Linked DNA regions of Homo sapiens: all the other regions are linked to region 3. Evidence: chromatin contacts called from ENCODE Hi-C data. All regions are on one chromosome and are shown on one strand. Each heading gives the region's core, a stretch centred on a gene start or an enhancer-like site at or near the end of the contact. The rest is flanking DNA. Distances are from core to core; before and after follow the strand shown.

Region 1 (2,807 bases), core at 177-2,676, 610 kb after region 3:
AGCTTAGCAAATGCTTCTCTCCTTTGTCCTGGCTACCCTGGGTCTCCTAGGAGGCCATGATGCTCAGGAGAGGGTCCTGGGGCCACAAGGCTAGAGGCCTTTGTGAGTACTGTCTTTTTCTCCTCATGTGTCAGGATGAACAAGGAGCCTGCAGGTGACCGAGAGGGTGTACTGCTGGAAGTTGCCATGGCACAGCCTGGGCAGTGTGGCTGGCTTTGTGATGGGCTGCATACAGTAGGTGCTCAGTGCTACAGCACCCTGGAGCTGTCGAATAATACCAGCATCATCTTCCAGTCCTTCTGGTACCTTCTTCACTTGGATCCAGCCCCTTGTGGGGAAGGAGGGGCTTTTACACAGGTGCTTGCTTCCAGGGAGGCTGCTGTGGTCTCACCATGGCTACGACCAGCAGCCAGGCACTGGAATACCCAGAGAAGCTTCTTTCAGCCTTGCTGCCTCCTTCCTCCCCCAGCACCCCTCGTCAGCTGAGTGTTCTGGGCTAGGAATGCTTGTCAAGCTGGAGGGGTAAACCTCACTGTAGCATCTGGTGTCAGTCTGGGTGGGGAAAAGAACTTATTTCTGGGAGATGAGAGGCCTACGCAGGCCCCGAGAGCCCTGTAGGGCCTGAAGATGGCCCAGTGCCAGAGGGTGCCCCAGAAAGAGGTCCTGTGCTGGGGCACCTGAGGTCCCGGGTGGTCCCTTGCCCCTGTTCTTTGGAGGAACCAGGAGTGAGTCACCAATTACCCAGCTGGGTCTGTTTGACCTCAAAACAGGAGGTTTACTCTGAAAACAGGGTGGGTCTGGTAGTTCTCAGAAGAAGCCACAGATGTAGGAAGAAGTGGAGTTAGGAGGAACATATTTACATGTCATCTAGAGGCAAAATATTTCTATATCCTTACAGATAACTGGAATATTCAGGGCTTCGAAGACCCGCTTTTGTAAAAAGAAGGACCCTGCAAGCCAGAGAGGGCACCAGGCTTTTTCAAGGCCACACAGGCAGGTAACAGCCACCTTGATCACCTGGCCTAGGGGCAGTGACCTAGCTTTCTCCTGCATCTTCAGCTTTCTCCTGTGCCAAACTGTGGCCCAGGCTGGGCACCAGCTGTTGGCCATGTGCCCGGTGAGCCCCCCACCCCTCGCCCCTACTTCTCCCAGGACGGGCCGCATTTCTGCACTGTCCCGCCTCACTGGGAAGGAAACTCTCTTTCTCAATTTGCTTTAATGAGGCCATTGAGGTTCACCTAACCTCTGTCTCCCTGCTCTTTCCTTCTGCTACCAGCTTTTCCATTTTTTACGCCACAGTTGTGCTGTGCAGGGCAGGAGCAAAGCCTGCTGAGGAGGGCTGGCCCCCTTCCAGGTACAGCAGGTGGCTAGGAGGAACTGCGTGCCAGAATTACTCAGAAGCAGCGGCGAGGAAACCAAGCTGTCGCCAGCCAGAGGTTTAACGGGGAAGGCCTCCTCGGTGACTTCAGCCAAGTTTCAGTTTCCTGCCAGTGGGCACTGAGTTTAACCCACTCTAGGCGGGGAGTGTAGCCATCCAGATTTTAGCAAGGGCCCCAGGGGATTCTGACGCAAGCTATACTTTGAGAACCACTGCTGAAGAGTTTGCAATGTTTTCCAAATTAATTTGACTACAGAACAAATCATTTTTTTGAGGGAAACATGACTTCATGCTTTGTATTAACTCTTGGTCTTATTTTATGATGCATTTTTAACAACATGATGCTACCTTAGCAAATAAAATTGAAATTTTCTAGCCTCGTCTGATTTTTAGATGGGATACCACCCTACATTTTCCAAACAAATTTATTTTACAATGGGACACATCCCTGATTTCATAACAAAATTTAATGAAAGTCAATATGTTTTATAGGCATCAGTTAATAGAAGGGGATTATTTTTTAAATTTCCAAGGATTTCAGAGGCTTTCGGGTAGCATTTGGGAAGTTAAAAGTGGGAGAATCCTACTTGTGTCACAGGAAAAGTGGTTCCTATGAGTGCTTTGGTGACTTGGGGCCAAATGGTTTCTGAGTTGGGATGACGATAAGAGGGGATGTGGTCTTCTTCCCATATACAAACCCACGCTTTGCTTTCCAGTGCCAGGCCAGCAGGCCCCCTCCTCTTCCGGCCTCTCTTTCCTCCGCCATCACTTCTCCCGATCCCCAGCCTGGGTCCTCACCCTTCCTCCTGCTGCTACGTCCCTCCCTTCCTCCACAGGCACCCTGCCCGTCCACTGAGCTCAGGGCCCTTCTCTCCTGGCCTGGCCCCTCCGCAGCCTTCCTTGCCTGGGGGATATCGCTCCTTCCCTACACCCCTGGTGCCTTTTGAAACAGGGTCTCACTCTGCCGCCCAGGCGGGAGTTCAGTGGCGCAGATCACTGCAGCTTCCACCTCCCCGGCTCAAGCGATCCTCCCGCTCGGGAATCCCCGAACACTGGGATTACAGGCGTGAGCCTCCGCACCCACTCCCTACCGATCATCCCCCTTCAGGACGCTGCCATCCATGTAGCTGGGTCGTCTGGAGCACGGGGCATGTGGCTGGCCTGCGGGGCTGGGGGAGGGCCGGTGGGAGTGGCTGCCCTCAGAGCCCACCCCCTAGGCCTCTGCCTGCCCCCAGGTTCCCTCTCCCCCGTCCCTTGTCGGGAGTCACTCGTCAGCTTCTCTTCTCAGCCCGGCTGCGCAGCGCTCTCAACCCAACCCCTGGACTCATCTTCGCCCCAGCCTCCTTCGTGCCCAGCGTCCCTTGTAAATGACCCCCCCGGCCGGGTGCCCCGCTTTCTCTCTCGGCCTCTTCCGCGTGGTCTGCTCTCC
Region 2 (2,723 bases), core at 167-2,666, 660 kb after region 3:
CACCTAAAACACAAATTTTATCCAAGAGTAATCAGTTGAAACATGAACTTGCCGGTTGTATTTGTCCATTATGAGCAATTTCACAAGGTTTGATCAAATAATAAACTAAATGGTGAGAAGGCAGCTTGGTAAAGTCTAAATCTTTTTGGTCCAGTTAGGAGCTGGGGTGGGGTGGAAGGGAACTGATATTCCCTGCGCACCTGCAGTATGTCTGGGACTATTACCAGTCATTTACGGAGCGCTTCCTCTGTGCCAGGTACTGGATTAGGCACTTCATTAAAGGCTCAGTGAGAACTGCGACCTGCCCATGCTCATGGAAAAGAGTCGTGGGGCTGGAATTCAGGTCCAGATCAGCATTAGGAACTAGCTTCCAAATGCTGAGGGCTCCCTCGCGTCCTCACACCTAGCGTGGAAGTGTTCCCTGGTGTACATTCTGCTGGGAGGGAGTGCAGCCCCTCCATTTAGGAAAAGCCTCTCCTGGCCTGGGTTCTGTTCCTTCCCTTTAATTTCCTCTGGGGACTGTCCTGAGAATGTAAGCTGCCCAGGTGCCGTCTGAGCCACCAGATGGGCCTGGGCTCACCCATGACTCATGGACCAGACTGAAGCCAACCCTCCATTTTCAGCTGGGGAAACTGAGGCCCAGACAGACGGTAGAGTGAGCTGGTGGTCATGTCTGGACAGAACTCAGGCCTCTGGACCCGCTGACGTGCACCCTTCCCCACGGCTCACAGCTGGCTGCTCCGAGGTGCCCTCAGAGTTCTGTGAGCATGACTCATCTGCCTCTCCCTCCCTGTGCGACCTGCAGAAGGAGCCTAAGGAAGAGGTGGCACAAGAAACGCGGCCCAGTGAAGGGGGCTCCGGAGCCTCGGAGCCCAGATCTTGAAGTGGAGGGGAAACCTTGGGCCTTCTCCTCCCAGGGAAGACGCCTTGCAGGCGGCACGCGGGAAGTCTCCGTTTCCGACAGGGGTCGCGGCCGCCGCGAGGGGTCCTGGACGCTTGCCCACCAGGGTACCCACCGGCCACTGGGAGCCCAGGGCACGCCCCACCGCAGTTCTGCCCTCCCTGACAGGGTCCTGGACACCCCCAGTCCTGTCCGGGCCGCCCCGACGGGCCCTCGGCGCCCCCGCCCAGGCCTCTGCCGTCCAAACCGGGTCCCGGACGCACCTCAGCCCGCGCTCCACCCGTGCCCCGCCCGCGCTCACCGCGCCACGCTCGAAGTCGTTGTAGAAGGGCTTGTCCAGCAGGTGCTTCTCGCTGCAGCCCGCCGAGCCCACGAGGCTGAGGTAGATGTAGTCGTCAGTGCCGGCGAACCACTGGCTGCCAGTGGCCACGGTGACCGTGTAGGAGGGCATGGCGCGGGCCGCGGGAGCAGCGAGCGCCGGGAGCCTCGGCGCGGCGGTCCAGGTGTCCGCATCTAGCGCCGCAGCCTCCTCCCACCACTGGTCCCTGGCCCCGGTCCCGGCCCCGCCCCGGTCTGGCTCCAGGCTCCCGGCTGCCCCCGCCCCCGCCCCCGCCCCCGCCCCCGCCCCCGCAGTACTTCTCTCCCACTCTTCACGCGGCGCCGACTGGGCGGGACCTCGCCTCGGGCGGGGCAGGGGCCTCGCTCCTGGGTCTCTCCTCAGCGAGGTGTCTGTTCCTGCAGCCAGGGGACTGGGGCAACCTCGGCTGCCACCCCTCATCCATTCGTTCACTCGTTCTCTCCTGAATTGCTTCCACCCTTTGCCCTGCCTGCCTGCCTCGGCTTCGCCCAAGGCCAGGCTCCTGTAGGCCCTGGGGTGGAGCTGCGGGGACTCCCTACAAATCTAGGCACAGCCTCTGCTCTCCCCAAGTTCTCAGTGCCACTTGCGGTACTTGGAGCAGGGGTGCTCCGGGAGTCTGCAGAGGAAGAGCGACCCATGAGAGAATCAGAAGGGCTTCCTGGAGGAGGCCACCCCAGCGCTGATACTGAGGATGGATTCTGGAGCACAGAGGCTCCTTCAGCGCGGGCTTCTTCACTGGCTGGACCTGCGGCTCCTGGCGGGGGCAGGCGGGCGCCGAGACCGCGCCCAGGCCCAGAGATGGCCAGTGGTCGCGGGAGGCAGGCGGGACGGCACATCTGGACATGCGGGGCTGTCTAGGGGAGGCCAGGGGTCACGGGTCGGCTCTCTGAATCGCGGCGGGCAAATGCCTGGAAGGGTGTGGAGAAGGTTTCGCGCGCTCCTGGGCGGCTTCCCGCGGCTGGGGCCTGACCCCCAGGTTCCCGCCCACTCCTGGCGCCCGCCTCTCCCAGCCCCGCCGGCAGCGCAGGGTCTGACGGGCACACAGTCGCGTGTATTGATCTCGGCTAAGTTTAAACACTAGCTCACCGTGCGTGGGGCGGCGGGGATGTGAAGTCCCCAAAGGCGGCTGCCTACATTCTCACCAACGCTTCATGTCTGTGAAGCAGCAGAGTCCCTGTAGCATCTCCTCATACTGTCTTGGGTTTGTGCACCTGGCAAATGGCTTTGAACATCTTTTCACATGCTTGTTGGATATCTGTATATTTTTGGAGAGATGTATATTCAGATGCTTGACTCTTTGGAAAACTGGGCTATTTATCTTTTTTATCATTGAATTGCATTATTTATATATCCTGGATAGAAGTCTCTAATCGGATACATGACTTACAGACATTTTTATTGCTTCTGCGGGTTGTGTTTTCACTTTCTTGATGATGTTTGAAGCACAAAAGTATTTAACTTTAA
Region 3 (2,700 bases), core at 168-2,667:
AAAGTGGTCTGAGTTACATTTTGAGTTACACAAAGTCTCATTCCAGGGGCTGCATCTGAATTGAGAGGGAATGGGGGACAGGAGAGTTAAGGGCTCCTTCTGCCTGAGGTCATGTTCTAGGCTGACTTCCTCATGGGACTTTTGTGGGCTTCTCTCTCCACAGCTCCCCTTCCACTCACAGCCTATGACTGTTATCTTAGCTTCTGCATCGTAATCTATGTCTCCTATTGTTTTCTAATGAGGTTGCCTTGCCCCTTGTAGCAGAGTCACTCTTGGATGAGATCCATAAAACCCTGCTATGATCACCTCCTTTGCTGCGGAATGTGGGGAAGCAGTTGGCAACTGAGTATGGAGGACCTCTGTCAAAACTGAGACAGAAAGAAGTGCTATTTAACATCTAGTCACAAGTAAATAATGTGGGTTATAATCTGGGCTGTAGGCTGGACGTGGTGGCTCATGCTTGTAATCCTAGATCAGGTGGGAGGATCGCTTGTGCCCAGGACTTTGAGACCAGTCTGGGTAACACAGCAAGACCCTGTCTCTACAAAAAAATTTAAAAACCGGGCATCATGGCGCATGTCTGTAATCCCAGCTACTCAGCAGGTTGAGGCAGGAGAATCGCTTGAACACAGGAGGCAGAGGTTACAGCAAGCCGAGATTGCGCCACTGCGCCTGAGCGACAGAGTCAGACCCTGTCTCAAAGAAAAAAGAAAAGAAAAAAAGAATCTGGGTTCTGCCATTTATTTATTTACTCAATTTTTTTTTTTTTTTTTTTTGAGACGGAGTCTTGCTCTGTCGCCCGGGCTGGAGTGCAGTGGAGCGATCTCGGCTCACTGCAACCTCTGCCTCCCAGGTTCAGGCAGTTCTGCCTCAGCCTCCCGAATAGCTGAGGCTATACGCGCGAGCCACCACGCCTGGCTAATTTTTTTGTATTTTTAGTAGAGAAGGAGTTTCACCGTGTTAGCCAGGATGCTCTCCATCTTCCGACCTCGTGATTCGCCCGCCTCGGCCCCCAACGTGCTGGGATTACAGGCGTGAGCCACTGCTCCCGGCCTATTAACTCAATCCTTAGAAAAACAAATGTGGCAAAGGTGGAATCATACAACATATGGCCTTTTGTGTCTTACGATATTCATTTTTGCATCTGAATGTTCAAACTAAATAATATCTACCTTGTGAGGCCATCTGAATCACTTAGGATGGTCCTTGGCACCAAATTTGCCTTCAAAAAAGCATTTGCTTCATTTAATTTCGATTTATTCACGAAGGACTAAAGGACACTGCAAGGGCGGGGAGGGAGTGTGCGCCTGCGCTCTGCGCCTCCTAGAGGGCAGTCAAGGGCTTCTGGCTGACCCGAGCGGAGATCTCGCGAGACTGTCAGACGTATGGCGAGAGGTGTGGGAGGAAGATTGTGTTGTCGCGAGAACTCTGCCTTTGGGCCGTAGGTTAGTGTGGGGCCGTGTCTCAGTCCACCCAAGGTCTCCTCGGATCGCCTGGAGAGGCACTCGGACCTGGTAAGAACGCTGTGGGCCGGGTGGAGGCTCGATGACCGCTGGCCCGCTGGGCCCGGGCTTGTCCGCCCCTTCCCGACCCGACCGACACCGGGACCGGTCTGCCTTCTCCTTCCCTTCCCTCCCCTCCACACGCCAGGCCCGGGCACCTCTTCCTGCCTGCCCGCCGGGCCCGGGCCTGTCTTCTCCCCTTCCGGCCACACGCCGGGCCCGGGCCTACGTTCTCGCCTTCCCGCCACACGCCGGGCCCGGGCTTGTCTTTTCCTCCCCGACCCTCCTCGTGCCCGGCCGTGGGCCTGTCCTTTCCTCCCCGACCCTCCTCACACCCGGCTCGGACACCTCCTGCTCCCCGCCGGCCTTCCCCTCTCTTTAGGTGTGACAGCTCCAAGTTTCCTGTTTCTCTCGCCTCTTGCTTGGATGTGGGGCGAGGCGAGGTCTGTTTTGCCGGACGGGCACAGAACATAATCCATTTCTAGCTTGTCAGGTGGAAATGCAAAGAAGATATTGGGTTTTTTTGGCCCTCTGTGTGCCAAACACATACTGTCACATTTAATTCTCCCAATAATCCCGAAAAGTAGCTTGATTATCTCTGTTTTACAGCTGAGAAGAGTAAGGCTTGCTCATTCATTGGTTCATTCCACCAGCAATCATTTATTTGGTGCCTGTATGTTCAGGATGTTGAGGATAGCAATGAAAAAAATGGACACCTAATTCTCATGGAACTAAATTCTTGTTGTGGGGAAAACAATAATCATAATCTTACGTGGCACGGGATTTAACATGGAATGATGCCATCAAGAATGGCAGAAGTAGAATGACAGAAGTCAGAGTGCTGAATTTATCTGACCCCAAAGGCAGAGCTTTTTTACTTTTAACTGTGCCTTTTTGTGTCACTTTCTAATCAGGGTCGGGTTCACCACAGTAATTGCCTTTTGGATGGACTTAGCTTTCCACCACGCACTTGGTAATTTGGAACTAAGTTTATAGAGACTCTTGAGTTACTTATTGGAATGAGGATGGCACAGGAAGTCATAGTTGGCCCATTTTTATACCGAGATCCTAGTGTGACATTTCCAAACTTTAAAGTACTTGAGACCGTTTGAGAAAGACTTACCCTAAGGATGCAGTGGCTTAGGCAATTTACTTGGTTTTCTCATTTGAAGATTTGCTAGCTTGCAGATTTGTTCAG

The links. A loop is a pair of places that touch in the nucleus more often than their neighbours do. Pooled maps may share reads with other maps.
Region 1: a loop to region 3 is called in a map of CD8-positive, alpha-beta T cell, with 5 times the contacts of the local background. The contact joins the enhancer-like site here to the promoter of NCOA4 in region 3. A Hi-C loop is called at or near these places in 1 of 168 maps with a recorded cell type or tissue (CD8-positive, alpha-beta T cell), 7 of 37 single-sample maps with no recorded cell type and 10 of 50 pooled maps.
Region 2: a map of B cell shows a loop between it and region 3 (6-fold over the local background). The contact joins the promoter of ALOX5 here to the promoter of NCOA4 in region 3. A Hi-C loop is called at or near these places in 1 of 168 maps with a recorded cell type or tissue (B cell), 14 of 37 single-sample maps with no recorded cell type and 7 of 50 pooled maps.

Annotation. Positions count from the first base shown.
Region 1 is chr10:45,419,255-45,422,061 of GRCh38, reverse strand. The region is part of intron 4 of ALOX5 (arachidonate 5-lipoxygenase); the gene reads right to left. Among named protein-coding and RNA genes, the nearest start is that of ALOX5, 46 kb to the right of the region's middle. RefSeq lists enhancers at 1,208-1,709, 1,738-2,429, 2,430-2,807. Within about 2 kb of position 1,426, at least 33 of the 41 ENCODE cell types and tissues checked have a DNase peak (open chromatin) inside an H3K27ac peak, as active enhancers do; they include CD8-positive, alpha-beta T cell, where a contact is called at or near this core.
Region 2 is chr10:45,372,909-45,375,631 of GRCh38, reverse strand. It overlaps ALOX5 (arachidonate 5-lipoxygenase), which reads right to left and starts at 1,416. Exons shown (of 14, transcript NM_000698.5): 1 at 1,203-1,416. The coding sequence starts at 1,352. RefSeq lists enhancers at 429-1,037, 1,038-1,648.
Region 3 is chr10:46,029,340-46,032,039 of GRCh38, reverse strand. It overlaps NCOA4 (nuclear receptor coactivator 4), which reads left to right and starts at 1,417. Exons shown (of 10, transcript NM_001145263.2): 1 at 1,417-1,514. LOC105378287 (a long non-coding RNA gene) reads right to left here and starts at 1,265. Exons shown (of 3, transcript XR_945923.4): 1 at 1,173-1,265. RefSeq lists an enhancer at 1,372-1,441 and a silencer at 1,802-1,891.